2 separate regions of the Homo sapiens genome follow, and region 2 is linked to region 1. A link is a loop called in an ENCODE intact Hi-C map of the cell type or tissue named here. Cell type or tissue: lower leg skin. All regions are shown on one strand. Each heading gives the region's core, and the rest is flanking DNA. Links, peaks and the distances in the headings are about the cores only. Region 1 holds the start of LOC124902525 (a long non-coding RNA gene). Region 2 overlaps LOC105378566 (a long non-coding RNA gene).

What was found. A loop is a pair of places that touch in the nucleus more often than their neighbours do. Peaks named below come from ENCODE experiments on the same cell type or tissue, not always from the same donor. Only the 100,000 strongest peaks of a DNase experiment are listed, where the experiment ranks them.
Region 2: it touches region 1 in a loop (2.9-fold over the local background); 6 of 110 quality-filtered maps call a loop at or near these places.

Annotation. Positions count from the first base shown.
Region 1 is chr10:131,994,219-132,010,738 of GRCh38, forward strand. It overlaps LOC124902525 (a long non-coding RNA gene), which reads left to right and starts at 2,123. Exons shown (of 2, transcript XR_007062339.1): 1 at 2,123-2,153. RefSeq lists enhancers at 1,812-2,798, 12,662-13,186, 15,297-15,821. In lower leg skin, for the core only: no CTCF peak of the experiment used is centred there; DNase peaks (open chromatin) are centred at 8,743 and 9,563.
Region 2 is chr10:131,878,627-131,895,146 of GRCh38, forward strand. It overlaps LOC105378566 (a long non-coding RNA gene), which reads left to right. Exons shown (of 3, transcript XR_946488.1): 2 at 333-421; 3 at 959-1,157. It also overlaps the pseudogene LOC100134362. Among named protein-coding and RNA genes, the nearest start is that of PPP2R2D, 14 kb to the right of the region's middle. In lower leg skin, for the core only: a CTCF peak has its summit at 11,659; no DNase peak of the experiment used is centred there.

The DNA of each region.
Region 1 (16,520 bases), core at 7,026-11,025:
TAGACCTGGGATTTCCCCATGTTGCCCAGGCTACTCTTGAACTCCTGGGCGCAAGTGATCTGCCGATCTAGGCCTTCTGGAGTGCTGGGATTATAGGCGTGAGCCACCCCTGGTGCCAGCATAGAAGGGGTAGTGCTTGTGCTTCATGCTCCACCTCGATGGCCATGGTTTACCTGCAGGACTGGCTGACTCTGCTGTCCTGGCCATGTGGCTGCTCTTTGTTCCTGCCCAGTTCTCAAATCTGGGCCCTCCCAGCCACCTGTGAGCCCTCCAACACTGTCAGCAAAGGTGTTTTCCAATTCCATCAGCCAGAGCTGGTCTCTATTACTTGCAACTCAGAAGCTTTCCTGATAAAGCATGTTTACCAGAAGTCCATCGTGAGCACCGTGCTTGGCTGTGAAATATGAGTGGCATTTCCATTTCAGTGGGCAGCAGGCCAGTGGCTGTCATCAGCACCCCTGCTACTCAGCTGTGTTCTGAGGGGCTTAGGCCATGCCCTAAGGCAGGATGGAGAAATGAAGTTTTTCAAATACCAAACAGACACACTGTCTCTATTGCCCACTATCATCCCCACCGTATGTAAGCTCCATGAGGGTATGGATCCTTGTCTTTTAGGGTCACTGCTGTACATTGAGCACCTAGAACCATGCCTGGTATATAGCAGGTATTCTGTTAACATTTGCTGAATATAAATTCACAAAGAATAGTAAAATTGTTCACCTAAAAAATCCAAGAAAATCAACTGAAAAACTATTTGACAAATAAGAATGCAATAAAGTATGTGTTGAGAGGTGAGCATGTATAAATCAGTAGCTTTCTTATATGCTGGTGATGACCATTTTAGAGATGAACACCACCTCATTTGTAAGAGCAACAACAACAAAATCTAAGAATAAATTTAAGAAGAAATGTTCAAGGAAAGGCTTGTGCCTGTCATCCCAGTTACTCAGGAGGCTGAAGTGGGAGGATCTCTTAAGCCCAGGAGTTTGAAACCAGCCTGGACAATATAAAGAGACCTCATCTCTTAAAAAAGTAAAAAATAAAAGTTTTTTTAATTTTAAAAAAAGATTTGGGAGGCTGAGGTGGGAAGATCCCTTGAGGCCAGGAGTTCGAGACCAGCCTAGGCAACGTGGCAAAAACTCATCTATACAAAAAATTAGGTGGGCATAGTGGCAGGTGCCTGTGGTCCCAGCTACCTGGAGGCCGAGGTCAGAGGATCACCTGAGCCTGGGAGGTCGAGGCTGCAGTGAGCCAAGATCGTACCACTGCACTCCAGCCTGGGCAACAGAGTGAGAGAGTGAGACCCCTGTCTCAAAAAAAGAAAAATGTTCAAGACTCAAGACACGTACAAAGAAAATCATAAAACTTTATGTTAAAATATAACAGACACTATTCAGGGCCCCCAGATCCTACCCAGGACTGCACCCAAGCTGACCGGGTCTTCTCTAAAAACAGAAAAAGAAGCCATTACTAAGGATTATAAGACATAGCGTGTTCTTAAAGGACAAAACTGATCATAACGGTGATCATAAAGACAGCTCAGCTTCTCCTTTGCCTTATCTGGGCCCCACAATGTTCTGAGCACTTGCCATTGAATGACCCGTTTAACACTGTCCAGGACTCATGCAGGCAGGAATTATACTGTTCTTTTTTTACAGAGTGGCGCATCCGTTTTATTGAGGTAAAATGGATTTTTGTACATTCACTCCATGACTGAACTGAAAAGATATCCACCACCCACATAATAGGCAAAGGATTAGTAACGGAATATGCAAATGGATCTAAAAATCACAGTAAATGTACAAACAACACAATCTTTTTTTTTGTTTGTTTTTGAGACAGGGTCTGGTTCTGTCGCCCAGGCTGGAATGCAGTGGTGTGATCTCAGCTCACTGCAACCTCGTTCTCCTGGGCTCAAGCAGCCATCCCACCTCAGCTACCTGAGTAGTTGGGACTACAGGTGCACCCCTCTGTGCCCAGCTAATTTTTTTTTCTTTCTTTCTTTCTTTTTTTTTTTTTGTAGAGACAGGGTCCCACCATTTTGCCCAGGCTGGTCTCAAACTCCTGAGCCAAGTGATCCACCTGCCTCAGCCTCCCAAAGCACTGGGATGACAGGCGTGAGCCACCATACCCGGCCCCAGCAGTACAATCTGGTAAGTCGAAAAAGAACTGGCACCTCATGAAAACAGAGAAATGGCCAATGAACTGAAAAGACGCGCAGCCTTAGCAGCCGCAGGGACGTCATGCTGAAGCAATGAAGCCCTTCCTCCTCTCCGGCTGTGCTCACTGCTGGGAACTGGCAGCTCAGGGGTCTCGGTCCTGCCTGCTTCCCCTCCACGGCCCCTCGCTGCCTGTAGCTCCTCACGCCTTAGTCCAGCTCCATCTGCTCATTCCCTGGAGTGCACCCTCAGCTGCCTTGTCCCTCTCACCCAGTTGGCCAAGCCCAGCTGGGCACCGGGCCTGCACCCAAGCTGCCAGGAGTGGAAAGAGAGGAGACACAGCCATGTGGATTGGTTTCATTTTAAATTCATGGCCACCAGCTCAAGTGGACACTTGTTGACTGCTACATTTCCCCAGCCTGGTACCACCCAAACATGTCCTCGTGTCCTGGCACACAGAGAGGGCAGAGCTGGGATCACACTGCCTGCCCCTCTAAATGAAAGGTTGCTGAGCAGAGCGGGAAGCTGCACCTTTGCAGGCAGGTCAAGGACCTGGCTTCTGGGACCCAGGGGGACCCCATGTGAAGGGGAGTGGGGCTGGGCTTGTCTAGAATCTGCCTGAAGTGGGGACCTGGAAGAGTGAAACTGAAGGAGGCTGGAAGTATTCACCCGAAGGCAGAGAGACTCCAGACCCCGAAAAAGTGGCCCAAGAGGGACAGTCAGCTTTGGTCACCTGGGAGCCCAAGCAGTGTGTAGGCAGCAAAGACCCCCGGCCCTTGCCGCTGGCCTTTGGGCTGTCCCCAGAGGGTCAGGAGCTACAACTGGAGAGGAAGTGGGCAGAGCCCAGGCTGGAGCAGGAGGCATTTCAACTCAGAGTAAAGTTGGGAGTTTTGATGGTTACACCGGCCAGGACACAAAAATTACTTCAGTGAGACCAAATCGAAAATGGGCATGAAAACGGGGCCAGATTTTCACCCGGTGGTGGGTGTGGGGTGGGGAAGAACACTGGGGGAAGGAACAATACAAGTGATTTGTTTCTCTTCTATTAATAACTCGCAAAGCTGCAAAAGTGGGTGGGGGCTTATTCAAATGAATGTAATTCTTCTGTTACCTTCAAACATCAGTGACACTATATGCACAGGGGACCATCAGGGGGCGGGCGCTGGAGGGGTAATTCTTCCACCTCTGTGGCACCCAGCTGTGCGCCTGCAGACTGATCTGTCTCCCTCCCTCTTGCAGGAAAACACTTTTCTATGAATTCACAATGATATTTGTACTATGCTGGGGCTATTGTTAGGAGTTGGTATGATGAAATATTCCGCATTGTAAACAGTGTGCACACAAACATGTCTCGAGTGTGTACTTGTACTTTGCTGGTGAGTGGAAAGCAGAGGGTGATCTTTGAAAAGAGGCTGGACTGCTTGCTGGAAAACCTTCAAAACAGGAAGCAGCCACTAGATTCAAGTCACATTCCTGCCGGAGGCTAGACGTGATCCCCCAGGCCGGAATCCCAGCAGTGCTGGGCGGGCGTGTTTATTTGTCCTTGGGTACATGAAGCAATAGCTCCGTTGCTCCTCCGTGAGAGATTGCAGAATGTTCTGGCTGGAATAACCAGTCAAGGTAGTGTCAGAAGACAGAGTTACAGCAGATCTAGTTTAGAGGCCTTCATTGGCTTGCGTTTGCTCTTCTAGAATGGGCAACACCTCGTTCGATAAAATAGAGAAAAGGGCCGAGGAAAGCAGAAACCAGAACAGAAAGCTGATTGGTCTTTTCACAGTTAAAGGTTTAAGCAGAGGGCTTCCCTACTGTGCTAGCTGAAACTGGCCTGTTTGGGGATTTGGCTACGATCTCCTTCTCTCCTGATTTCTTAGAAGCTCAAACAATTTTCTCTTGGTGGTGTGGAAACTCAGCGCAAACAACCCTGTTTGGGTTTGGTCTGTTGGGCTTAGTGCGGGAGCCCTGCCCAAAGCCAGTGCCTCCTGTCAATTTCACTGCACACTGACATGGGACCAACATGCCTAACACTCGTCTGTCCCGTGGACCCTGTCTCTTTCATTTTTTTATTTTTAGTTTTTAGAGACAGGGTCTTGCTCTGTCTCCTAGGCTGGAGCGCAGTGGTGCAATCACAGGTCACTGCAGCCCTGACCTCCTGGGCTCAAGGGATCCCCTCTTCTCAGCTTCCCAAGGAGCTGGGACTGCAGGCATGTGCCACCAGGCCTGGCTAATTTTTTATTTTTTGTAGAAACAAGTTCTCACTATATTGCCCAGGCTGATCTCAAACTCCTGGCCTCAAGTGATCCTCCCACCTAGGCCTCCCGAAATGTTGGTATTACAGGCATGAGCCGCTACACCCGGCTCTGTCTCTTTCAAAGCACAAGTCCACAGTTTTGCTGACACGTGGTGGCGATGGGGAAAGGTCAGCAGGGAGTAGAGAAGAGAACACAGGCTTTTGCCACTGTGTGAGGTGGCAGTGGGAGAGTCTGCAGATAGCAGGGGAGCAGAAAGCAGGGGACAGCTAGGGCTGGTATCTGGGCTCTGCTACTAAGAAGCTGTGTCACTTGGAGAAGCGACTCACCTCTGTGAAGGTCCCCATCTTTAAAATGAGGGTGACCACAACAGCACTGCCCTCTGAGGCTGCCATGATTCCGTGAGTTCACGAGGGCACTGCATTTGGTGCCTGGCAAATTACAGTGCTTGGTGGGTGGTGCCTGTGCCTGACACTCCTGCCCTGTGTTGTTACCTCCTAATAGCCAGCGAGGGGAGGTGTGCTTTCCTTATCTCGCACAGGAGGGGACTGAGGCTCAGATAGTCCATGGCCACATGAACTGGGACTCGGAAACAGGCCCTCATGGCTGTAAGTGCTGGCCTCATTTCGCGTTGCGTCACCAAAAACAGACAGGATCAGTGATCAGCTAGAGGGGCCAAGCAGGGGCAGGAGGGTGGGAAGAGTGGTCCCTCCAAGGGGACCCAGAAAATGCCAGTGTGACAGCCCTCGGGGCCCCTGGCTGGGCAAGTGGAAGACAGAGCACTGGCTGGAGCCGAGAGCTGGCAGGACTGAGCCTTGGCCTCCGCAAGAGCCCCAGCAAAAGCCAGCCCGGCACAACAGCTTTGCCCCTCGGTGGAAGCCCCCAGGCTGCGTCTGGAGTGGCAGAGCTCGCATTCCAAGCTCAGAGACACTGTCTCCAAGAGCCCTGCGCTTCTAGCCGAGCCCTTTCCCTGGGTCAAAGGAGAATGGTGGAGCTCTTTTGGGGTACACTGAGGGGGCCCAGGCCAGGCTTTGTAGGGAAGGCCCTGATGACCAGTAACTCATGAGGACTAAGCTCTGATTTTTTTATCTTGCCCAAATTCCTATCTTAGGGGTCTGGGGAGTCATGCCCTACAAACCGTAAGTTCTCATGGGATGGGTTTTATTTAACCCTATATATTGTGACTTACTTTCCAAGCTGACTCTGGTATAACATTACGAGACAAAGAAGAAAATCAAAATATTTTATCCCAAAACATGTTTCTCTGCCATATCTTGAAATGGCCCTGCAAAGTTGTCCTTTGTGGGGGAAAATCTACATCTGTAAAGAATGGAGTATCTAGTAACATAGCTACATTTTTTTCTTCCAGGCCCTCCCAATCCTGAAGAGATTTAAAAATCTAGCACCTTTTAAAGACCTGAATAGGGCCGGGCGCGGTGGCTCATGCCTGTAATCCCAGCACTTTGGGAGGCAGAGGTGGGCAGATCATGAGGTCAGGAGTTCAAGACCAGCCTGTCCAATATAGTGAAACCCTGTCTCTACTAAAAAATACAAAAATTAGCTGTGCATGGTGGTGCGCGCCTGTAGTCCCAGCTACTCGGGCGGCTGAGGCAGGAGAATAGGAGAATGGCTTGAACCTGCGAGGCAGAGGTTGCTGTGAGCTGAGATCACGCCACTGCACTCCAGCCTGGGTGACGGAGTGACACTCCATCTCAAAAAAAAAAAAAATCTGCAAAGGAAACATTTGTCATCTATCGTCTCTAAGGGCAGCCACTATGAGATTCAAAAGAACCTTGGTCTCCACAATCTTTTATCTTAACCTGAACATTCCCTTTCTATCCATCCCAGGACTTTAGACAAACTCAACCAATTATCAACCAGAAAATGTTTACATTTACCTATAGCCTGGAAGCTCGCCCCCCCACCCATCCCCCCACCCCCCCCCACCCCACCCCAGCTATCTTGCCTTTCTGGACCAAACCAATGTATTTCTTAAATGTATTTGATTGATATCTTATGCTTCCCTAAAATGTATAAAACCAAGCTGCAAGTTACAAAGCTACACATGAAGACTTAGCCTGAGACCAGTCTAATTGGTTGCAGGAGGGGAGCAATCAGAGACACTTTCATTTTTCATCTGCAAAGCAGAAAAGTGAGGCTTGCAAAAGGAGTAGCCTCTGATCCAGAAAACCAAGCTGCACCCCGGCCACCTTGGGCACATGCTGCTGCTTCTTTTTTTTTTTTTTTTTTTTTTTTTTTTGAGACAGAATTTTGCTCTGTTGCCCAGGCTGGAGTGCAGTGGCATGATCTCGGCTCACTGCAACCTCCGCCTTCCGGGTTCAAGCGATTCTCCTGCCTCAGCCTCCTGAGTAGCTGGAATTATAGGCGTCCGCCACCATGCCCAGCTAATTTTTTGTATTTTTAGTAGAGATAGGGTTTCATCATATTTGATCAGGCTGATCTCGAACTTCTGACCTCAGGTGATCCACCCTCCTCAGCCTCCCAAAGTGCAGGGATTACAGGCATGAGCCACCGTGCCTGGCTGGACACATGCTTTCAAGACCTCCTGAGGGCTGTGTCACTGGCCATGGTCGCTCATATTTGGGTCACAATAAATCTCTTCAAATATTTCAGAGTCCGACTCTCTTCGTCGACACTCAGCTGAAGAACAGCCAAACTTGCCGGCAGAATGAGGCTGGCTCAGGTGACTAAAGAGGGGGCCGTGCTGTTTGCCAAGACACAGCTACAGGAAGAGGAGCCCGCGGGAGGTAGGAAGGCAGGGAAGGAGGCTTTGAGTGGGGCTCACGTGCCTGGGGTGACTATGGAATAAACATCCAGGTGCAGGCAGGACTCAGGCTTAGGATCACCAGGAGAGAGCAGCGTTGAGGCAGGGAGAATAGGGTCTGGAGGCAGGGAACCTAAGGCCGATTCTCTCTGACTACCTAGAACTGAATCAAAAGGAAAACCCTCATCTCTCCACACCCAAGTAACAAACGGACCAGAGGCTACTCCCTTTGCAAGCCTCACTTTTCTGCTTTGCAGATGAAAAATGAAAGTGTCTCTGATTGCTCCCCTCCTTCAACCAATTAGACTGGTCTCCGGCTAAGTCTTCATGTGTAGCTTTGTAACTTCACTTCAGCCTGTGATTGGCCACCTTCCTCAGCCAATCAGACTGGTTGCAGGCCGCTACTTCATTTACATAGCGTGTAAACCAAGTAACCAATGGGAAACCTCTAGAGGGTATGTAAACCTCAGAAAATTCTGTAACCCGTGATCTTGAGCCTCTTGCTTTGGCCTGTTCCTACTCTGTGGAGTGGGCTTTTGTTTTGATACATCTGCTTTTCTTTGGTTGCTTTGTGTGTTTTGTCCAATTCTTTGTTCAAAACACCAAGAACCTGGACACCCTCCACCAGTAACAGCATTATCTGGCACAGCTGCTGGGAAAAGTCACCCCTGCAATTTGCTCAGAGGGTAAGAGACACTGGCTGTGTACTCTTCCGCAAGGCAGCTCTGGACACCAGCTCTCCCATGTCTGCTCCCAACATCCAGGAATTAGCAAATACCCCACCTACCACCAAGGCTGCACCTTATCTGGCTGTCCTGCCTCCAGCCACGCAGGCGCACACCTGCCATCCTCCCTGCCCACACAGAGGTGGGAGGCCAGGATGCCCAGCTGGGCACATTCTCTCTTCTCCTATCACCATTTTTGCTCATTGACATTGAGGACTAAGCTCTAATTTTTTTATCTTGCCCGAATGCCTATCTAAGGGGTCTGGGGAACCATAAATTCTCATCAGATGGGTTTTATTTAACCCTATATATTGTGACTTACTTTCCAACCTGACTCTGGCATAATTTTATGAAACAAGGGAGAAAATCAAAATATTTTACCCCAAAACATATTTCTTTGCCATGTCTTGAAATGGCCCTGCAAAGCTGTCCTCCGTGGGGGAAAAGTTGCATCTCTAGTAACATAGCTAGATCTTTTTCTTCCAGGCCCTCCCAATCCTAAAAGGATTAAGAGTCTAGCACCTTTTAAGCATCTGAATAGGAAACATTTGTCATCTATTGTCTCTAAGGGCAGTCACTAGAAGACTTCAGAAGAATCTTGGTCTCCACAATCTTTTATCTTAACCTGAATATTCCCTTTCTAGCCGTCCCAGGTCTTTAGACAAACTCAACCAATTGTCAACCAAAAAATGTTTAAACTCACCTGTGGCCTGGAAGCCCCCGTTTGAGTCATCCCACCTTTCTGGACCAAACCAATGTATTTGATTGGTGTCTCATGCCCCTGTAGAAGGTATAAAACCAGGCTGCGCCCGAGCACCTTGGACACATGTTCTCAGGACCTCCTGAGGCTGTGTCACAGGCCATGGTCACTCATGTTTGGCTCAGAATAAATCTCTTCAAATATTTTACAGAGTTCGACTCTTTTCATCGACAACATTAATGCCTCAAAAGAAAGAAAAAGGCCAGGCATGCTGGCTCACTCCTGTACTCCCAACACTGGAGGATCACTTGAGGCCAGGAGTTCAAGAACAGCCTGGGCAACAAAGTGAGATCCCATCTCTACAAAAAAAATTAGCTGTTCAGGAAGCTGAGGCAGGAGGATCACTTGAGCCTGGGAGGCCACGGCTACAGGAGCTATGATCTCGCCACTGCACTCCAGAATGGGCAACAGAGCAAGACCCTGTCTCTAAAAAAATAAAGGAGCTCGTGGAAGGTACACTATCTTGCATAGAAGAGATGCTGAGTTCTTCATCCCCTAGTGAGCGCCTTTTCCCCACAGCCCCGCCCTCTGTTCCCTTCCCTGAACCAGAGTTGCGAATTCTCACCTGATCCTCTCACAGCTGCCAGGTGTTATCTCTCAGGAAATAGCCCCCTGTCATGTGTAACAACTTGATCTGCCTCTGAGGCCCCTCTGCACTCAGCTGGTGGGAGGAAAGGTCCTCCCTGGGGGTGTGCCCAGGGCTGTGGTCTTCCTTGGGGAGGGAATGGACTATCGGTCTTCAGAGCTTGCTGGCAGACGTCCATCGGGTGGCCCTGTGGTCCCCTGGACTCTGCTGCCCCAAGCTTGGCTGGGAATGGAGCTGCCCCGTGCGGGTGGCCCCAGGCACCCTCAGCTGGCTGCTCCAGCATCTGCCATCCCTGGCTGCCATCTGGGAGGGGCTACTGCACACCCCCCAATCCTCGGGGCATGCTCTTTGCCCTGAGACCCTCTTTGCCTTTCCCTGAGCCTCGGCTTTCGGGAGAAGCATCTGGAAAATGTGCAGGCTGGTGGGTCCTCTGCTCCCTCTCTCTGCATCACTCCTGGCAGAGCACAGAGCCCAGTCCTGCCGGAACGGGATAAAGGAAAGAGAGAAGTGTACAGAGAGTGTGTGCAGTATTTCCAAGGCCACCCCATGGGCCTTATTCTTCCCGTCTGTTAAATGCAGATAGTGCTAAAACCCACTTCACTGAGTTTGCCGAGGATTACAGAAAGCAACGCACGTGACAGTGGAGCGGGAGACCAGGGTCTGGGGGCAGGGACTTCAGGCCAATGCGTGCTGAATCAAGGAAGAACACCAGGGTCTGGGGGCAGGGAATCTGAGGCCAATTTGTGCTGACTTCTCAACGCTGGATCAAAAGGAAAAACATCTCCCCACCCCGTAACAGAGGATCAAAGGCCATTCTCCCTACAGCCCTCCCACTTCCACCAAGAGGGCGAGGGCCTTGGAGTGGCCACAGGGCATCCCCTCATCTGCATAAGGCGCCAATTCACCTTAGCCTTTTTTTTTTTTTTTTTAGACAAACTCATGCTCTATCACCCAGGCTGGAGTGCAGTGGCGCGATCTCGGCTCACTGCAGCTTCCACCTTCTGAGTTCAAGAGATTCTCCTACCTCAGCCTCCCGAGTAGCTGGGCTTACAGGCATGCATCGCCGTGCCCGGCTAATTTTTGTATTTTTAGTAGAGATGAGGTTTCACCATGTTGACCAGGTTGGTCTCGAACTCCTGACCTCAGGTAACCCCTCTGCCTCTGCCTCCCAAAGTGCTGGGATGACAGGTGTGAGCCACTGTGCCTGGCCAAGAATGTCATACGTTTATGGTGTGCTATGATCCCTCTTAGGGGTAAAAACAATTAATATATTTGCTCTAAATTCCCTCCAAGCTACTCCAGGAGTATGATTTGCTATTCTTTCGGGGTGAAGCCACCTTTGCTAAATTATGACTGAGACAGTGAAAGAGATCTAACGTAACCAACTCCATCTTCCTCCTAACCTCCAAGCTGTCCTTGTTCATTCCTGGGCGTAGGCTGAACTAACTTTGGGAAGAACTTAGTTTATAGTTTAAACAAAGATGGTAACAGCCCTTTCCCAAAGCTGACCTCCTTCTTGCCTGGGGACTAGATGGCCTTTGTAGGGCTAACATTAGCCACAAGATGAGAAATGATGGTTTAGGAGTCACGCAGCAGGAGGCTACAAGATTCTGACCCTCCCTAAACTGCTCCTAAGATCAGCCCTTGAGATATTGTCCAGAACCTGTACTTGATGGATCAGCTGGTACCACCCAGATCCATAAACTGGCTCATCTGCTCTTATGGCCCCCACCCAGGAAGTGACTCAGCACAAGAAGACAGCTCCAACTCTCTGTGACTTCATCTCTGACCAATCACACTCCTGGCACACTGGCTTCCCCCCACCCACCAAGTTGTCCTTAAAAACTCTGCTCCCTGAATGCTCGGGGAGACCAATTTGAGTGATAATGAAACGCTGGTCTCCTGCACAGCTGGCTCTGTGTGAATTACCCTTTCTCTGTTGCAATTCCCCTGTCTTGGTAAATCGGCTCTGTCTAGGCAGCAGGCCAGGTGAACCCTTGGGCCGTTACACTGGGGTGCTGTAGGCCCCGTTTAGTCCGTTTAGTCCACCTGAGCCCCAAGGCACTGAGAGGAGGACAGAGGCTGAGGATGGCAGTGGGGGCCACAGTTCCCACTTCTGAGCCTCCTTCCCTGGGAGGGGGCTCCTCATGTTGGGGGGTTCAAACCAGAGCATCTCCATCTTGAGTGAGGGCTGGGAAAGGAGGCTGGGGCTTGCTGGGCTGTAGTGCCGGAAAGTTAGGTATTCCCAGCCTCTAGATGTTTCTGGTTAAGGGAAAAGATTGACAACATTTACTAAACAGATCCAGACTTAAGAGTGTCCTGATATCCCAATATCTTGAGAACAGAAGCAGTCCTAATTTTGCTTTAAAGATAATATCGATTCTTGCAAAATATAGTAATTAAGAACAGTAACTCTTCATCACAAACCCTCGTAGCAGAGCACATCTCCCCATGATCTTTTTTTATCGTGTGTATAAACAAGTATTGTACTGTGGGTGGACACATTCCTCCTCTTACTTTTGGGAACACCCTACTCTGTCTATGGAGTATCTGTTCCTTCACCACTTTTGTCAACAAAGAGTCAAACTCTGTAATATATTTGAAGAGATTTATTCTGACCCAAACGTGAGTGACCATGGCCCATGACACAGCCCTCAGGAGGTCCTGAGAACCTGCACCCCAGGTTGTCGGGGTACAGCCTGGTTTTATATCTTCTATGGAGCGGGGGGTGGGGTGGGGTGGGGGGGGCATGAGACATTAATCAAATACATTTAAGAAATACATTGGTTTGGTCCAGAAAGGCGGGACCACTCTAAGTGGGGGTGGGGGTGGGTGTGGGGGTGGGAGGGGGTGGGGGTGGGGGTGGGAGAGGGCACTTCCAGGCTATAGGTAAATTTAAACATTTTCTGGTTGACAATTGGTTGAGTTTCTCTAAAGACCTGGGAACCATAGAAAGGAAATATTCAGGTTAAGATAAAAGATTGTGGAGACCAAGGTTCTTTTGAAGTCTCATAGTGGCTGCCCTTAGAGACAATAGATGACAATTTTTTCCTATTCAGATGTTCAAAAGGTGTTAGACTCTTAGTTAACCTCTTTAGGATTGGGAGGGCCTGGAAAGAAAAGATCTGGCTGTGTCTCTAGAGATTCTTCACAGTTGCACATTTTCCCCCACGAAGGACAGCTTTGTAGGGCCATCTCAAGATATGGCAGAGAAACATGTTTTGGGGTTAAATATTTTGATTTTCTTCCTTGTCTCATAAAATTATGCCAGGGTCAGGTTGGAAAGTAAGTCACAATATATAGGATTAAATAAAACCCATCTGATGAGAATTTATGGTTTGTAGGGCATGACTCCCCAGACCCCTGAGACAGGAATTTGGGCAAGATGAGAAAATCAGAGCTTAGTCCTCACTTTCTTAACAAACTTGCTTTTGCTTTGCACTGTGGACTTGGCCTGAATTCATTCTTGCATGAGATCCAAGAACCTTTTCTTGGAGTCTGGATTGGGACTGCTTTCCTGTAACACCTGCTGTAACTGCCCAGTGGATTTCACCTTGCCCACTGCCTAGACAGCTGATTTGTCAAGACAGGGGAATTGCAATACAGAAAGAGTAATTTACCCAGAGCCAGCTATGTGGGAGACAGGAGTTTTATTGTTACTCAAATGAGTCTCTCCGAAAACTCAGGGATCAGAGTGTTTAAGGACAATGTGGTGGGTAGGGGGCCAGTGAGTCGGGAGTGCTGATTGGTTGGCTCAGGGATGAAATTATAGGGAGTCAAAGCTGTCCCCACCTCTTGTTCTTCTTGAGACAGGGTCTCACTCTATCACCCAGGCTGGAGTGCGGTGGCACAATCTTGGCTCATTGCAACCTCCGCCTCCCAGGTTCAAGGGATTTTCCGGCCCCAGCCACCTGAGTAGCTGGAATTACAGGCACACGCCACCACGCCCGGCTAATTTTTATATTTTTAGTAGAGATGGGATTTCACCACGTTGGCCAGGCTGGTCTTGAACTGGCCTCAAGTGATCTGCCTGCCCCGGCCTCCCAAAGTGTTGGGATTACAGGAGTGAGCCACCTTATCTGGCTGAAGCTGTCCTCTTGAGACAGGAAAATAGGGTCTGCAGGCAGGAAGCATGAGGCTGATTCACACTTTGACTATAACAGGAAATATCCTCTCCATAGGGCTATACACCGACTTTGTAACTTTACTTCATCCTCTTCATTTACATAGGACATACCCCAAGTAGAGGGTATTTAAACACAAAAACTCTGTAACGGGGCCCTTGAGCCCCTATGCTCGGGCCGGCTCCTACCCTGTGGAGTGCACTTTCATTTTCAATAGATCCCTTCATCTCTTCCTTGCTTTGTTTGTGCGTGTTGTCCAATTCTTTGTTCAAGACACCAAGAACCTGGACGCGCTCCACCGTTAACATATTTTGGCAAGCCAGCCAGGAGAAAGAGGTGAGCCCAAAGTTTGTTTCTCCTTTTCCTTTCTGCTTCATCCAGGGCAATCTCTTTCTCTCTCTTTTCCTTTCCAAACTGGGACCCATGTGTAGGTAGCGCCTAAACATGGAAGCAACTGTAGGTTTCCGGCGGTGGCCAGTGAAACTAAGGGGCTTCCATGTGGAGAAACCTGACTGCCACCACCAATTTGCTTAAGGGACCAGGGTCTTTTTCATTTTTTTTCCTCTCTTTTTCAGTCTTTCAGTGGCTGTTGCCTAGTAGCTCCTTGGAATTGAGGGCAATTGGCTGGGGTCACACCCCGGTATTGCCTGAGGGCCTAGGAACGAATGGGAATAGTTGCCCCAAAGGGGAAAGGCCTTTATATATATATATATATATATATATATATATATTTTCGACACGTGGCCCTGATCCCTAAGTGTGACGCAGCTCGGAGCAAACTCGCACGCGTTTCAGGCAACTTAAACCTTTTCTTGGCTGGGCAGGGTGGTTCATGCCTGTAATCCCCGCACTCTGGGAGGCTGAGGTGGGCGGATCACGAGGTCGGGAGTTCGAGACCAGCCTGCCCAACATAGTGAAACCCCCGTTTCTACTAAAAATACAAAAATTAGCTGGGTGTAGTGGTGGGTGCCTGTAATCCCAGCTACTCAGGAGGCTAAGGCGGGAAAATCGCTTGAACCTGGGAGGCAGAGGTTGTGGGGAGATCTCGCCACTGCACTCCAGCCTGGGCAACAGAGCAAGACTCTGTCTCAAAAAAAAAAAAAAAAAAAACCTTTCTTATGCTAAATTCGTCCCTTCCCCTATTCTACTGGCAAAGGGCAAAGGAAACCCACCCAGCCTCCAGTTCCTGTCTTTAAAGTTCATGGAACAGGAAGCAGGGAAAAGCATGGCCTTATGAAATTATAAGGATGCTAAAAGTCAGGGATTACACTCAGGTACCAAAGGAAAGCTCATAGTGGGCGCTGGAGGGAACACATGCAGAGCGGCACCGGTGCCCACCTAAGGCCAGAGACGTTTGGAGCTCTAAGATTGGACCCCACAGAAGGACACTTCAGGGGATCCTCCGGACCTCAAGCTCTTCAAAGAGGACATTCTCAGCAGAGGTTCTGAGGTCTAGTAATAAGCCCTCCTTAGAATTTTCTCTCACGGTTGCAATGCTGCTTGGCCCCCAAATTTTTTAGAATCTGAAGTTTACTGTCTAATGGGAAAGTGGGATGGCGTCGCATGGATCCAGGGTTTTGTGCTGCTGTTCTAAGCAGGGGGCCTGGTTAACGTGACACCCTCCTTTGGTACTGTTTGGCTCCAGTGCTCCTTGGAGTCTCGGGAGGTTTAGCCTTTGTTGAGACTGCTTTACCCGAAATTTTGGTTCCCAGCCTTCCTTGGATTACCTACTGGGGCAAAGTCAAACCGGCGAGCTTGTACTGCAATCTCACAGCTAAGGTTCCAAGCTATTGGGTCTTCATTTATGTGTGTGTATACACGTCTAGATGTGTTTATTTGTATGTACACTTATTGTTATATGTTGTGTCTACCAAATTGGCTTATAAGTAAAAGAGTGCTCATAAATTAAGTAAATAAGTCTAAGCAATTTTCAACTTCACATGACTCAAGTATAACTTTAGTAAACAAGCTAGCTTTAAAATTAGTGGTGGAATAAAAATAGAAATGCCTTCAAAATTGTCAGCATACATGTTGTCTGAATTTGATGTTTGTCGTTGCTGGATTAAAATGTCAGCATTAATTCCAGCTGGCAGCTGCTTGGGGCAAGCCTGCCCCCCATTCTTTTCAGAGTCTCACTGAGATCGATGAATATCTGATTGCTTCCTTTGGAAAGGCTAATCAGAAACGCAGAAGAATGCAACTGTTTGTCTCCCACCTGTGATCTAAAAACCCCTAAGCCTCCTCCCTGCTGCCTCCAGTTTTCCCACCTTTCTGGACCAAACCAATGTTCATTTTGAATATGTTGACTGACATCTCCTGTCTCCTTTGTTGAAAGTAAAAATTAAGTACAGTGAATGAAATAAATGTTTTAGGTAAACTTTTTGTGTAAATTAAAATCTTAAAGTTATTTTTGATGCTCATTCAATATCTGGGTCATTTCCAATAAAGAAAGGGTTGTGATATGGGGAAATATATTTCTGAAATTGTGAAATTGTTCTTATCTATAAATGCCAATATCTGATAGTTCAGGATTTCCTGCTTTTTAGGATTTCACTGAAGTTTTAGGTTACTAAGGATAAAATTCTAGTTAACATGTAATTCTGTATACAAAATGTACCAGAAAGGGTTACGTTATTAGTTTAAAAAAAAAAGAATAATTTTGTCTAATTCAGAAGTTATCTAAAAGTTCAAATTACAGATTTGAAAAGGTTATTTCTGAAACAATGTAGTAAGGAACCATTAAGTACAGGAGAAAGATGTGGAAAAAGTTTAAATAATAAAATCTTTAAAACGTGACAGAGAATTGGAGACATTTGGCTAATTAACATTTTCATAGTTAAAGCTCTTAGTCTTGATTAAAGTAAAATAAGAAGTATTGTAAAATGCATCAGCAGCTTGGCAATTTTTTTTTTTAAAATATAGTTAAGCATGAAGCTGGATTTAGTGTGAAGCCAATTTTCACATACATGCTTCACACTTTGGAAAATTGTTTCTTGTTTAGTGTGGGTAGTGCTGGAGTACTTCTCAGTCATGTGCCTAAAGTGGATTTCTGGATTGCGCAGAAGGTCTAATGATATTAGGAAACTTAAGGACATTACATCATGTATCAGGAATAGAATATTCATTATGTGGGTG
Region 2 (16,520 bases), core at 9,490-13,489, 110 kb before region 1:
CTCACAGTTCTAGAGGCCAGAAGTCCAAAACCAGTTTCACAGGGCCAAAATCAAGGTGTCAGCAGGGCTGTGCCCCCTCGGGAGGCTTTCTTTCCTCCTCCCGCTGCAGGGGCTACCAGCAGTGGTTGGCTTTTGGCCACATCACTCCACTCTCCCCACCGTCTTCACGCTGCCTCCTCCCCTGCGTGTGTTAAGTCTCCCCCTGCCTCTCTCTAATTAGGATGCGTGTAGTGACATTTAGGGCCTACCAGGATGATCCAGGATGATCTCACCATCCCAAGACTCTTAATCACATTACAAAACCCCTTTTCCAAGTAAAGTCACATTCACAGGTTCTGAGAATCACAACGGGGACTGACCTGTGGAAGCCATGATTGACCAACCACATCAGCATTAGAAAGGGTTCTCTTGGCTGGGCGAGGTAGGTGGCTTACACCTGTAATCCCAACACTTTGAGGGGCCGGGGCGGGTTGATCACCTGAGGTCGGGAATTCAAGACCAGCCTGACCCACATGGAGAAACCCCATCTCTACTAAAAATACAGAATTAGCCGGGCATGGTGGTGCATGCCTGTAATCCCAGCTACTTGAGAGGCTGAGGCAGGAGAATCGCTTGAACCCAGGAGGTGGAGGTTGCAGTGAGCCAAGATGGTGCCATTGCACTCCAACCTGGGCAACAAGAGTAAAACTCCATCTCAAAAAAAAAAAAGAAAGAGTTCTCGCCGAAGAGAAGACAGCACATCGAGACCCACAGGGAGAGGCTGGGGACTGCTGGGTTTGGATGAAGTCCGAGAAGAGAGCGCCCTGCTTGGTGGACAGACGTTTTGGGGAGTGGCAGGATCCATTGTTCATGCAGCACCATTCCTCTCAGACACTTCTCGAGAGGCTACAGCAAAGATTTTCCGTGGTTTTTTATTCCTTTTGGGTGTCAGCTCATCTCTCGCTGCATTTCTTCCAAGTGCAAGGTGGAGCTCAGAGAGACGCCTGGAGGATGAGGCGGCACGGGCAAACCTCAGGGCATCGTGGGCTCAGTTCCAGAGGCCACAGCACAGTGGTGATCACAACAAATGCAGCCACACACACTTTTTGGTTTCCTAGTGCATGTCAAATGTATGTTTACACTACACTGCGGCCTAATAAAGTGTGATAGTGATAGCATTATGTCTAAAAAATGTACATACCTTCATCTTGAAATATTCATTGCAAAAAAACACTAATGAAGTGACCACAGGCTCTGGGAACAATGGTGCCTATGGACTTGTCCTGTGTGGTGATGCCGGAAACAGCCAGCGTGTGAAAAATGCAATACAGTGAAGCGTGATAAGAGGAGGGGAAGGAGGTGTGCCTGCGTGTGGAAAACTTTCATCGGAAAAGTCACAAACAATGAGGTGGATGCAGGTAGCTCTAGCCCGGAGGCTGGTCTGCAGGGAGGGCCGGGGTGTGGGTGGGGCCCAGCCAGGACCCTCGGATAGGTCCACGTGGCCAAAGCCCTGGAGGCAGGCAGGGTGGGGCCCAGGGGCTGACCCAGGTGCTGATGGGTGGGGGCTGCCTGGGTCCACTGACCCTCCTTCTGGCCTCAGGCATGGGCATGGGGTGAGGGAGTGGCCTGGGCAGGCCCCAGAGCATCCCAGGCTGAGACACAGATGACCAAAGTGTAGTCCTCCCCCACACAGGCAGAGTCCTGGAAGCCAAGGTCTCCACTCCAGGCCCGCGAGGTCCTCCCCACCGCTAACACCATCGCTGTCCTCTCAGGATCCTGGGGGCTCCGGCACTCTCCGGCCCCACTGGCTGAGCTGATTCCATCCCTGCCTGGGCTCAGGGCATTTCTCACTCTGACCCATCTCTCTGCTTCCCTCTGACCCCCCACCCTCAACGTTGCCTGGAGCCGGGAAACAGCTCCAGGCAACACTGGGCTTTATGTCTCAACAGCCTCATGACCCAAATCCTCCCCTACCAGGTCCCGTCAGAAATCCTGGGAAGAGGTCAGATCAGGCTGACGTGGGTTCTGCCCAAGAGTGGCCCAGCTAGTTTGCAGGGGGCTTCTATCACTCGGGGGGGTACTAGTAACAGGGAGAGGCTGCGCAGGAGAAGAGAAGGCCATCATCTCCCTCCCCTCTGAGGCAGCAGAGAGTGAGGACCAGGAGGCCTCTGGCCAATCAGCTTTCCCTGGAAGCGCAGCCCCACCCCATACTCGCTCCCTGAGGCTGCCCACATCCCCTGGGAGGCCACACTGGGTCCAGGCTCCTCTTCTCCCTCCTTGAGCCCTGCTCTGGTGGAGCAGAGGCCGGCCCTGCCCTGGGCAACTTTGCAGCCACCTTCTAAAGCACTGGGGAGCTTCCTGGTTACAGGGTGGGGGGAAACATCCTGAGACTGAATGACCAGGGACACTTGCCCCATATCAAACATCACCTCCTCCACACCATGCTTTGAGCCCTGGGCTTAGGACTGGAGACCACCATGGTAGGAAGGGGTCTCCACCCTCACACAGCTCCACATCCACCAGAGAACAGAGAAATCAATGCCCCCCCCGACACTGGACATCGTGGTGTAGCAGGACGAGCCGTAGACAAAACCCCTCAGACACCGGGTTAAAGAAGGAAGTGGCTTTATTCAGCCAGGAGCATCGGCAGACTTGCGTCTCAAGAACTGAGCTCCAAAGAAAGAGTTCCTGGCCCTTTTAAGGGCTTATAACTCTAAGGGGTCCACGTGACAGGGTCATGATAGATTGAGCAAGCATGGGGTACGTGACTAGGTGGGGGTAAGCAAGGCGAGCATTTCTCCATGCCATTGTCTGTGATCTATAGATAGCACAAGTGATTTAGGGTGAGGGTTGATCTTTAACCTTCAGGCCTGGCCAGTGGCGCTGATCAGTCTGTTATTTTTCAGTTCTAACTTCCTCCTTTTCTTTGGAGACAGGAGACAGTAAGAGAAATGGCCTCTCCCCTCAATGGGAAGAATCGTTGCTGTAAGATACAGCAGACTTCCTCCACATCCAGCCCAGTCCAAGGCTGGCAGAAGAGAGGCCTGTCCCTGTGGAGTGGGTGCAAGGCTACTCCCCGAGGTGGCTGCACACCAAGTACCACGCATGCCAAGTACCAGGCACACCAAGTACCACGCTTACCAAGTACCATGCTCACCAAGTGCCATGCACACCAAGTACCACACTCACCAAGTACCATGCTCACCAAGTACCACACTCACCAAATACCATGCACACCAAGTACCATGTTCACCAAGTGCCATGCACACCAAGTACCATACTCACCAAGTACCAGGCACACCAAGTATCACACTCACCAAGTACCATGCACACAAAGTATCACTCTCACCAAATACCATGCACACCAAGTATCATATTCACCAAGTACTATGCACACCAAGTACCAGGCTCACCAAGTACCACACTCACCAAGTACCATGCATGCCAAGTACCAGGCTCACCAAGTACTATGCACACCAAGTACCATGCTCACCAAATACCACACTCACCAAGCACCATGCACACCAAGTACCACACGGGCTACATCTGTCTGGTCTGATGACAGGAAAAACGAGGGCTCCCTGCAGACCACTTCTTGGAGCATTCCCTGAGGCTGGAGGGCAGTGAGTTGGCCATGCCCGGCATGGTGAGTGGCCCAAAACCTGTAGCCACGCCACATGGACCCTGCTAGAAATGGCCAAGATGGCCTGAAAAGTCAGTGGGGGGCTGGAGGGCCCAGCCAGGATCCTGCTCCCCATTCCCCCGCCAGCCCCTGGCAGCCCCAAACACTGTGCAGAGTCGCAGGGGTGCCCACCCATATCTCCCTGACCGCCTCCTTCCAGGGCACACTCATCCCAGGGGGCAGGCACCTGTGGGGTTGGCACATTGGCACCAGCCCACGCCTTTGAGTGTTGTGGTGTATGTGAGTGTGTGTGTGTGCACACGTGCAGTGTGTGGTGGGGAGTGTGATGTGTGCCGTGTGTGTGTAGTGTGTGTGTGTGTATAGTTTTCAGTATGTGTGGTGTGTGTATGTGGGAGGGCTGTGATGTGTGGGGTGTGTATGTGCTATGTGATGTGTGGTGTGCATCTGTGTGTGTGGTGCATGTGTAGTGTGTATGGTGGGTTTTGTGTGTGTGGTTTTATGGTGTATGTGTGTTTGTGTTTTCTGTGTGGTTTTGTGGTGTGCATGGCGTGTGAAATGTGGGTGTGTGTGGCATATGTAATGTGTGTGTGGTGTGTGTGGAGTGTGGTGCATGTGATGTGTGCTTGTGTGGTGTGTGTGTGATGTATGGTGGGAATGTGGTATGTGTGTGTTTGTGTTTTGTGTGTGGTTTTGTGTGTGTGTGTGCCGTGTGTGTAGTATGTGGTATGTGTGTGGTGTGTGGTGCATGTGGTGTGTGCTTTGGTGTGTGTGTGGTGTATGCGGTGATGTGTGTGTGGTGAGTGTATGTGGTTGTGTTTTTGTGTGTGAGGTTTTGTGGTGTATGTGTGGTTGTGTTTTGCGTGTGGTCTTTGTGGTGTGTGGTGTGTGATGTGTGTGGTCGTGTGGTGTATGTGGCGTGTGTGTGTGTGTTTGTGGTGTGTGTGTGGTTTTGTGGTGTGTGTGGCGTGTGTGTGTGTGTGTTGTGTGTGTGGTTTTGTGGTGTGTGTTGTGTGGTGTGTGTGTGGTTTTGTGGTGTGTGTGGCGTGTGTGTGTTGTGTGGTGTGTGTGTGTGGTTTTGTGGTGTGTGTGGCGTGTGTGTGTGTTGTGTGGGGGTGTGTGTGTTGTGTGGGGTGTGTGTGTGTGGTTTTGTGGTGTGTGTGGCGTGTGTGTGTGTTGTGTGGGGTGTGTGTGTGGTTTTGTGGTGTGTGTGGCATGTGTGTGTGTTGTGTGGGGTGTGTGTGTGGTTTTGTGGTGTGTGTGGCATGTGTGTGTGTTGTGTGGGGTGTGTGTGTGGTTTTGTGGTGTGTGTGGCGTGTTGTGTGTTGTGTGGGGTGTCTATGTTGTTTTGTGGTGTGTGTAGTGTGACCATGCTCACCCGGCTGTGATGTACCTGCTGGGTTCCCTGTCCCTTCCCTGGTTCACCCATGTCTCTCCTACTGAACGCCCAGCTTCTTCAGAGCCTTCTCCAAGGGGTGAGGAAGTGTGTGGCAAACACTGGGCTCCTGGACCAGGGGCACCCACCCCAGGAGCATTCACCTCAGAAGCGTTGACCCAAGGAGAACTCATCCCAGGAATGCTCACCCCAGAGGCACCTACGCTAGGAGATCTCACCCCAGAAAAACTCACCCCAGGGCACTCACCTTAGGAAACAGTGGTACTGGCAGAAAAGAGGTCAGGCAGTGCCACTGGCTTCCTACGGAGAAGCTCAAAGGGACAGAAGAATTCCTGGTGAGGCCTGCCAGGAAAGGCACTGGCCACTTGCTCTGGGGTCACAGACACCTGCCTTGGGAGGGAGTCACAGACACCTGCTGGGGGGGCACAGACACCTGCTGGGGAGGGACAGACACCTGCTGGGGGGGCACAGACACCTGCTGGAGAGGGACAGACACCTGCCTTGGGAGGGAGGCACAGACACCTGCTGGGGGGGCACAGACACCTGCTGGGGAGGGACAGACACCTGCTGGGGAGGGACAGACACCTGCTGGGGGGGCACAGACACCTGCTGGGGAGGGACAGACACCTGCTGGGGGGACACAGACACCTGCTGGGGAGGGACGGACACCTGCTGGGGGGGGGACACAGACACCTGCTGGAGAGGGACAGACACCTGCTGGGGAGGGACAGACACCTGCTGGGGAGGGACGGACACCTGCTGGGGGGGACACAGACACCTGCTGGGGAGGGACAGACACCTGCTGGAGAGGGACAGACACCTGCTGGGGAGGGACGGACACCTGCTGGGGAGGGACGGACACCTGCTGGGGGGACACGGACACCTGCTGGGGAGGGACAGACACCTGCTGGGGAGGGACGGACACCTGCTGGAGAGGGACGGACACCTCCTGGGGAGGGACGGACACCTGCTGGAGAGGGACGGACACCTGCTGGGGAGGGACGGACACCTGCTGGGGAGGGACGGACACCTGCTGGGGGGACACGGACACCTGCTGGAGAGGGACAGACACCTGCTGGGGAGGGACAGACACCTGCTGGGGAGGGACGGACACCTGCTGGGGGGACACAGATACCTGCTGGGGAGGGACAGACACCTGCTGGAGAGGGACAGACACCTGCTGGGGAGGGACAGACACCTGCTAGGGAGGGACGGACACCTGCTGGGGGGGACACAGACACCTGCTGGAGAGGGACAGACACCTGCTGGGGAGGGACAGACACCTGCTGGGGAGGGACGGACACCTGCTGGGGGGACACAGACACCTGCTGGGGAGGGACAGACACCTGCTGGAGAGGGACAGACACCTGCTGGGGAGGGACGGACACCTGCTGGGGGAACACAGACACCTGCTGGGGAGGGACAGACACCTGCTGGGGAGGGACAGACACCTGCTGGGGAGGGATGGACACCTGCTGGGGAGGGACGGACACCTGCTGGGGAGGGACGGACACCTGCTGGGGGGACACAGACACCTGCTGGGGAGGGACAGACACCTGCTGAGGAGGGACAGACACCTGCTGGGGAGGGACGGACACCTGCTGGGGGGGACACAGACACCTGCTGCGGCCCACGCCAGAGCCAGGGTTTCTGGACTTGGTGTTTCCACGCAGGCGCCTGCGCCACACATCCAGGCAGCCTCCGCGCCCTGCCCCAAGTCCCTGGGTGTCCACATGGTCAGCACGGGCAGGAGCGCGGGCCTCGGCCCGGGTGCGCTTTCCATTCCCGAGGTCGTTTGTAGGAACTGGGGTGATGCCGCCTCCCGCTGGGGCTAAACCTGCCAGACTGGAAGGAAAGTCTGCGCTGAGGGGCTGCTCACACTCGGCCAGCAGGAGGCAGCAGAGGGCAGCCGCGCCCTGGCTGGGAGGCGCCCAGGGCCGGAGGGTTGCGCTCTGCAGGGTGTGTATCTGCAGGCCTGGGCTCAGCTGGCAGGATTGCGGGTCTGCAGTGTTTCTCAGGTTGTTTGTACTTCGACAGTAAGAGCTGGGCCCAGAAAATGATTTCCCAGCTCTGCAAAGATTCACAGTAAGAGCATTTCACAGGTAGGAAGCACGTCACCAGTGTTCAGAGAGCTTTCATTTATTTTCTTTTGGCCTCATAACTCTTTATGGCAGGTAGGTCAGCAGAGCAAGAACTGTGACTTATCAAGGATGAGCAAACAAACCCGGAGAGGCTGGAAATGCACGCGGGGTCCTCGAATTAAAGCTGGGCTGGGAATACCATGACTTAGATTCCCAGTGCCCAGCCCCAGCCTGGCCAGGAGGGTGGTGGCCCTGCCCCAGCTCCACCCAGCTATCTGTCCACCCTGCTTCTGGTGGGCCGCCTGGGGCCAATGCATCTCCAGTTATACTCCCATCCACCGTGATCCCAAGGAGCCAGGGTCTTGGTCTTACACCCCCAGGCTCATGGACACTCACTGAGGCTTATTTTTAGAGCTCAGAGGACTTGAAGTGCTCCCTGAACCAGCATGCGTGGGTCAAGTTGGAAAGGGCACATTCTAGAATTTCTTGTTTTCAGTTGGTTTTATAACGCCTTTTGTTTGAATGTATTGACAGAAGACTCAGTACCGGACCCCTGAGAATGAGTCACCCCTCTTAATGGTGTACTGCCCTGTCAGTGGCACGTCTCAGGAGGTGACCCACTCGGCAGACAGCAAAGTGCTGAGTGCCATGATGGTTTCCCAGGGAGAAGGCGGATCCGAGCCGGTGGCGGGAGAAGGGAAGAGACAAAGGCCCACGCTGCGTCTTCTGGGAGTGGAGGAGCCTTTCTTTCTGGAGCAAGCAGAAAGTCATCTTATCAGTCAACTTGGCACTTCCTCCCATGAGAACGTGAGAAGATTCACATGGTTAAGGGGACTTTGATGTACAGAGATCTTGTTTCACTGCACAGGATTTTTAAGTTACTCAGATAAATGGGGGAAGACTTGACACTTATTGTGCATAATTTGAATTCAAATAGGCTCCCAGTGAAGGGAAATTACCAGACACTTCGAACAGAGTCTATGCCTTCCGTTCTGTGCCTTCTGCTGATATTTAGGCTCAGAACTGCCTTAGAGCTGCCTGATTTGTATAATCTAGAGAACAAAACCATGTTTTGGAATATCATAAAGCTGATATTTTTATTTTTGAAATGAAGTTATCCCCACCTGTGAATTATTTCTAAAACAAAAAAAAAAACAAAAACAAAACCTCTTAGGCTGGGCGTCATGGCTCACGCCTGTAATCCCAGTACTTTGGAAGGCCGAGGTGGGCAGATCTCTTGAGGGCAGGAGTTTAAGCCCAGCCTGGGCAACATGGTGAGACCCATCTCTACTAACAAGACAAAAATTAGCCGGGTGTGGTGGCACACACCTGTAATCCCAGCTATTCGGGAGGCTGAGACACATGAATCGCTTGAGCCTGGGTGGCAGAGGTTGCAGTGAGCCAAGATCATGCCACTGCTCTCCAGCCTGGGCAACAGGGCCAGACTCTGTCTCAAAAATAAATAAATAAATAAAATGGATCATAGACCTGACTGCTTCTTGGCCTTTCAGCTATAATAAGTGTAAAATAGATCATAGACCTGTATGTGAAATGCAAAACAATAAAACTCCCCCAAGATTACATAGAAGAATATTTTAGTGACTTTTGATTTGGAGACGAGTTTTTAGATACAACACCAAAGGCATAAGCCATAAAAGAAAAATATGATAAGTTGGACTTCATTAAAATTAAATATTTCTGCTCCATGAAAGACATTGTTAAGAGAATGAAAAGATAAGCCACATACTGGAAAAGAACTGGCAAAACACATACCTTATAAAAGATTGTATCCAAAATATACAAAGAACTCTTAAAATGTAACCGTAAGAACACAAACAACCCAATTTTGAAATGGGCAACAGATCTGAACCTCACAAATGAAGATATACACATGGCAAATAAACATATGAAAAGATACTCAGCATCATACATAATTAAGTAATTGAAAATCAAAACAACAGGCCGGGTGCTGTGGCTCACACCTGTAATCCCAGCACTTTGGGAAGCCAAGGCGGGTGGATCACTTGAGGCCAGGAGTTCGAGATCAGCCTGGCCAACATGGTGTAACTCCATCTCCACTAAAAATACAAAAATTAGCTGTGCGTGGTGGCCTCCCACCTGTAATCCCAGCTACTTGGGAGGCTGAGGCAGGAGAATCACTTGAACCCCGGAGGTGGAGGTTGCAGTGGGCCAAGATCATGCCACTGCACTCCAACCTGGGAAACAGAGCAATACTCTGTCTCAAAAAAATAAAATAAAATAAAACAACAATGAGATACCACTGCATGCCTATTAGAATGGCTAAACTTTAAATTTGACAATATCAAATGTTAGTAAGGATGAAGAGCAACAGGAACTCTCATTAATTGCTGGTGGGGATGTAAAATAGTGCAGCCAATTTGAAAGACAGTTTGTCAGTTTCTTACAATGCTAAACACACTCTTACCATAGGATCCAGCACCCACACCCCTAGGAATTATTCCAGATGAGTTGGAAACATGTCCATGCAAAAACCTGAAATGAATGTTTATAGCAACTTCACTTACAATTGCCAAAAGTCGAAATTACGAAGGTGTCCTCCAAAAGGTGAATGGATCAAAAAACCGTGGTGCGTCATACAGTGGGATACTATTCAACAATAGAAACAATGAGTCATCAAGCTGTGAAAAGACCTGGAGGAGTCTTCAACGTCTATTACTAATTAAAAGAAGCCAATCTGGAATGGCCACAGGCTATATGAAGCCAACTACATGACATTCCAGGCAAAACTATAAAGACAATACAAAGAGCAATGGTTGCCAGGGGTTGTTGGGGGCAGGGAGGGACGAATGGGTGGAGCACAGGCTATTTTTAGGACAGTAAAATGATTTTTTTTTTTTGAGACAGGGTTTCATTCTGTCATCCAGGCTGGAGCACAGTAATGCAGTCATGGCTCACTGCAGCTTTGACCTCCCAGGCTCAAGCAATCCTCCCACCTCAGCCTCCTGGGTAGCTAAGAGGCTCAAGCAATCCTCCCACCTCAGCCTCCTGGGTAGCTAAGAGGCTCAAGCAATCCTCCCGCCTCAGCCTCCTGGGTAGCTAAGACTACAGGTGCATACCACCATGCCTAGCTAAGTTTTCCTTTCTTATGCTGCCCAGGCTGGTCTCAAACTCCTGGGATCAAGCAATCCTCCTGCCTCAGCCTCCCAAAGTGCTGGGATTACAGGTGTGAACCACCATGCTCAGCCATGAAACGGTTTTATATGATACTATAATGGTGAATACATGACATGATGCATTTGTGAAAACTCATGAAACTATACAACACAAAGAGTGGCCGCTTATGTGCACTATGAACTTTAGTTAATAACAAGATATCAATAATAGCAGTTCATCAATTGTAGTTAATGTCAATAATTACTAGTTACACTAGTACAAAACATGACTAATAGCAGAATTTGTATCTGTGTGTGGAGGAAGGGGGTATATGGAAACTCTCTGTACCATCTGCTCAATTTCTGTAAACCTAAAGCTTCTCTAGAAAATAAAGTCCATTAATTTTAAAAAGCAATTAGGAGCCGGACATGGTGGCGTACACCTGTAGTCCGAGCTATTTGGGAGGCTGAGGGAGGATGATAACTTGAGGCCAGGAGTTCAAAGCTGCAGTAAGCTATGATCATCCCACTGCACTTCAGCCAGGGTGACAGAGCAAGACTCCTTCTCTAAAACAAAATAAAAATAATTATTTGAAAAATTAAAAAACAATTAGGGTATCATCTTGGTTTAAAAAATGTCAACAACCTTTACCCTAGATTTACACTAGTATATTCACAATTCTGAGATCCACGTGCGGGTTCCCTTGCCTGGAGTAACTAAAATCCCAGACATGCTCTAAGATCCTGTCAACTCCGTCTTGGGAAAAGCACCATCTGCTCAGAAGCCATCACTGCCTTCTCCTTTGTTTGAGGCCACATGAGTAAATCTCTGACGGTGGGATGATTGTACCTCAAGGCTCACATACGCATGGAGGTGGGTGAAACGCAGGTCTTTCCCATTCTTTCTGCAGCCGTCCATGGGGTCATTGTGCCCCTGCATCACTCCCGCGCTCACTGCCGGGCCCAGGACACTGGGGGAGGCCTTAGGGAGCAGGTGCTGAAGTGGCCTCCCCACTGAACAAAGCTAGTGTGCTGGTGAGACACACACCCAGGGGGTTTGTCTTTCTCAGTCTGCAAACATCAGGCAACAAGCATGGCACCATTCTACAACTGGGTTCAGGGTTCATATTAGGCCCGAGCTCTGTCAAATCTGTATAAACACACTGGTTTGGGGTCCCCGTCCCTCTTTCTCTCTGTTGGTCTCTCACAGGGGAGGGCTCTGGCTCTCCGTTAGCAGGCGTCCACACTGGCGTCTCTCAGACCCACATCTACCCTCCCAGCCCTCTGCCAACACCCTTCTTCACCCTCAGGTGGGGGCCCCTCATGGTGACCACAAGACCTCTTCAGGGCCTACACACTCACACACATACACAGAGACACACAGAGACAGACACACGTAGCGACAGAGACACAGACAGAGATACAGAGACAGACACACACACAGACACAGACACACAGAGACAGATACACACAGAGACAGACACACACAGAGATAGACACAGACAGAGATATACACAGAGACACACAAACAGAGACAGACACACACAGACACACACACACAGACACAGACACACAGAGATAGATACACACTGAGACAGACACACACAGAGATATACACACAGACACACACACAGACAGAGACAGAGACACACAGAGACACACACAGAGACAGAGACACAGAGACATACACACAGACACACACACAGACAGACACACAGAGACACACACACAGAGACACAGACACACAGAGACACACACACAGACACAGACACACAGACAGACACACACAGAGACACACGCACAGGGATATACACAGAGATGGACACACAGAGACACACAGAGACAGAGACGCAGAGACAGACACACAGAGATACACACACAGAGATATACAGAGACACACACACACAGACACAGAGACATACAGACACACACACAAACAGAGACACACACAGTAGACACACAGAGACACACTCACAGAGATAGACACACACGGAGACAGATACACTCACAGAGGCGCACGCCCCAACAGGGACACATATGGACACAGACACACACAGGCAGGCTGAGTTCAGTCCTCACCCACATAGGGGAGCAGGAGCTTCTCCACGCCCTTCGGGGACACTCTGGGGCAACCTGGTGCCCTGCAGCTGCGTCCCCTTCCTGAGGAGGGCCCGGGGCCTCTGCTGAGGCCACTGCTCCAAGGCTCCTAAAGTGGCTGCTTGGCCCCCAGCCCCCACATTCTCCAACTTCCCTGGGGACGCATATTCATTCTCTGTGGCTGCTCTACCTAGTGACCAAAATTTAGTGGCTTAAAACAGCACAAATGTCCTCGTAAGATTCTGCAGGTCAGAAATCTCAAAGCAGCCTCACAGGGCTGAAATCAGGGCTGGTGCCCTCTGGAGGATCCAGGGGAGTCGCCAGCCCTTGCCTCTCCCACCGTGAGGCCGCCTGCCTCCTCGCGGTGGCCAGCCCGCCAGCCTCTGCTTGAGTCACCTCTCCTCCCTCTCCAGCCCTCCTGCCCACTCTGTGACTCCCCCTGGCCACCGCGTCTCCCAGGATCCTCTCCGTCTCAGGATCCTTCACTCAATCACATCAGCACAGTCCCTGTGCTCCAGAGGCTGCTGTCACAGGTCCTAGGGATTGGGACGTGGACGTCCTTGGGGGGCCGTTCTCCAGCCGACCACAGGTGCCAGTGTACCCAGCCCGGCGGGGGGGGGGCCGCTTGTGGCAGACTGGCTCCTCCTCCGAGGCCCCCCTCTAGCTGTCCTCTCAGACATCTGCTCAGACATCCAACCCAGAGACTCAGGGACAGAGAGCTGGCACACAGGGCAAGGAGCCTTCCACATTTTTCTGTCTTACACCTGTACTTCGGCTCGTTATCTTAAACTGAACAGTGAAGGCTTTGAGAGTGTGTCCCCTGGTTCCGTGCGAAGGGCCACGCCCAGAAGAAAAGGAGCTGCTCCACCCAATGGGAGGAGTCCGGGGAAAGAAAAGGGGACAGGGTTCGGTTCCCCACAATTCTACTCCCCTCCAGCTATCTGGGAAAGGACCTCAGGAATGCATGCCTCTGCCTCTGCCATTGCAAGGTGAGGTCCAAGGGCCATGCCGCCAGGCACTCTGGGCTTAACCTTCTGCATAGAAGACAAGAACACCAAACTCCAGGAAGGTGGGATTCCTTCCTGGTGGCTGGGCTTGGAGGGAAGCTGGGAACCAGAGAGAGGGCCTCGGTAGAAACTGCCGGGAGGCTGCTCCAAGGGCAACTGGGAGAAATCCGAGGGGAGCAGAGCCTACAGCAGCCACGCATGTGGAGAAGAAGACAGGAAATCCTTGAAAGAGAGAGCTATTGGGAGGAAGGGCTAAGGAGTTCACATGACGTGCTCCCCTGGCCAATCTGCAAAGGTCAAGGATGGGGCGTCAGGAGCGGCCCCTCCAGCCACGGCACAGGATCCACTGTGTGTTCCCCGCAGCACCGGCGAAGCAATCAGCCACAGCAGCTGCGTGGAAAATCCTGCCCCACCACCATCCTCTTGTCCCCACGCACGACGATCCCGGGAGGCAGTGACCAGAGGGTTCAGTTTCCAGGTCACTGCATGAGGGTGTCCTTCTTGCCAGGCAGAGCCAGTGCTGAGGCTCCCCTGCAGCCTCCCCACGCCATGGACGGTGGAGTCGGAAGCATAAAAGCCCCAGGACTGCGCCGTGTTTAATAACATCCAGACTCGAGGTCACAAGCCCCAGCCTCAAGGTTAGAACTTACCTTAAACTGGACTTCGATTCTTGGTGATTGTGAAGCCTTAAGCAAATTATCGAATCCCTCTATGCCCCAGTTTCATCATCTGAAAAAGCAGGATGACAATACTCAGCTCGTAGAGCTTTGTAAGCGCTGAATGAGGAGCAGGTGAAGTGCTCAGTGCCATTCTGGACACTTGGGCTGTGTCCAGGGTGCCGCTAAGAGCACAGTCGACCCCTCTTCATACCTGCACCTGCCAGCAGCTCACAAGGTGGCCCCTGCTGAATAAAAGCAGGGGCAATTAGTAGTGGACTGCTCATACACGGCTATGGTGTCAGCATGTCAACGTGAATCAATGACTGAACAAGACACCGAGGCTCAAGGACAGCAGGGGACAGCAAGATGAGTGAGTCTATGAAAGCCCGCGTATTTCTGCATGTACACGTACTTGCTTTCTTTCCCTGCTGTAACACATTACCGCAATCTTAACGGCTTACAACACCTATTTATTCTCTCACAGTTCCTCAGGTCAGAAGGCCGGGCAGTTTTGCCTGACTGGTCTTCTGCTTAGGGTGGTGGGAGCCTGAAATCAAGGTGACAGCAGGCCCACGCCCCTTTCTGGAGGCTCTCGGACTGAATCTCCTCCCAGACTCTTCCAGGCTGTGGTCTGAATGCTGTTCGTTTGGTCAGATTCCCATCTTCATGCCGGCTCTCAGTCAGGGGCTAGTCTTGGCTCCCCGAGGCGGCCCAGGTTCCTGCTCATGCCCTTCACGCACCCCTCCACCACCCGCCGGCCAGGTCCCTCTCGTGCTCTGATGCGCTCTGACTCTCCTTTCTGCTGAATCTCTGACTGCAGCTGGAGAAAGTTCTCGCTTTGAAATGCTCACACGATTAGATTAGGCCCGCAAGGATGATCCAGGATAATCTGCCGAGGTTAAATCCTGGAACTTTAAGGCCATCTGCAAAGTCCCTTTAGCCATGCAACGTAACATAGCCACAAGTTGGCTCTGGGGATTGGGGCATGGACATTTGGAGGGTCATTATTCTGCAGACCACACACATGCACACATCTCTCTTGTTCCTGGAACACCGATGTTCTCTCCACCACATTCAATACAGCGTGTAGAGATTTTTTTTTTGTTTGAAACAAGGAAGGAGTGCAGAGGAAGAAAGGGGACAGGCAAATGCCCCCAGGCCGGAGAAGAAAGGCCCAGGAGACAGGAGCAGGTGACTGTGGGGTTTTCCTTCTCAATTCACAACACAGGGCTAGTCACATCCTTCCGTCCATCCCTCTCTTCCTACCTCCCTTTCTTTTTTCTGTTCCTTCATTTCTTCCCATCTTTCTTCCCTTCCTTCAGCATGTGACAAAAATATGAGGATCGGATCTTTTCTGGCAGGAGGAAAGAAGAATGATGGGATGACATCTAACGCCTTGCCGGGCTCCAGCAGTACGAGGCAGCCATGTGTCAAAAGTCAGAGACACAAACCAGCACGTGCCCCTCTAATCACAGAGTCTCAGTGCAGGTCCTCCTGCCATTGCTCTTCCAGCCAGCCCACAAGCCGGGCAGACAGGGTGCCTCCGCCTCCTATTAGCAAGCTTCTAAATGTGGTTTGTTTTCCATGGAAAGATTGCACATCCTACCAATAGGCTACATCTATGATAACACTGAGATTGTTACTAAGTCTGAAATTGAAAATAATCCACATTTGGTATTTTCAAATAATATTTAGTAGTTGAAATCTAAATAAATCAAAATTATTTTAGGCTAGGTGCGGTGGCTCACGCCTGTAATCCCAGCACTTTGGGAGGCCGAGGTAGATGGATCACTTGAGATCAGGAGTTTGAGACCAGCCTGGCCAACATGGTAAAACCCTGTCTCTAATGAAAATACAAAAATTACCTGGACGTGGTGACACACACCTGTAATCCCAGCTGCTTGGGAGGCTGAGGCAGAAGAATCCCTTGAACCTGAGAGGCAGAGGTTGCAGTGAGCCAAGATCGCGCCACTGCACTCCAGCCTGGGCGACGGAGCGAGACTTCGTCTCAAAAAAAATAAAAATTAAAGGCCGGGCCGGTGGCTCACGCCTGTAATCCCAGCACTTTGGGAGGCTGAGAAGGGTGGATCACGAGGTCAGGAGATAGAGACCATCCTGGCCAACATGGTGAAACCCTATCTCTACTAAAAATACAAAAATCAGCTGAGCGTGGTGGTGCACATCTGTAGTTCCCAGCTACTCTGGAGGCTGAGGCAGGAGAATTGCTTAAAGCAAGGAGTCGGAGGTTGCAGTGAGCTGAGATCACGCCATTGCACTCCAGCCTGGCAACAGAGCGAGACTCTGTAAAATAATAATAATAATTTAAAAAAAGAAAATTAAATAAAACATATTTTAAAATAAAGGTATTTGGGGGAAGTGTGATTTGCAGACTCTTAAGATATAAAGTCCTTCATAGACTTGAAGAAAATTTATGGTAAGTTAGACTTTAAAATAATTCATTTGAGCTCTTTCCTTTTGCTGCTGTGGCCGCAGCCATGAGCACGCTCAGGCTTCAGAAGAGGCTCGC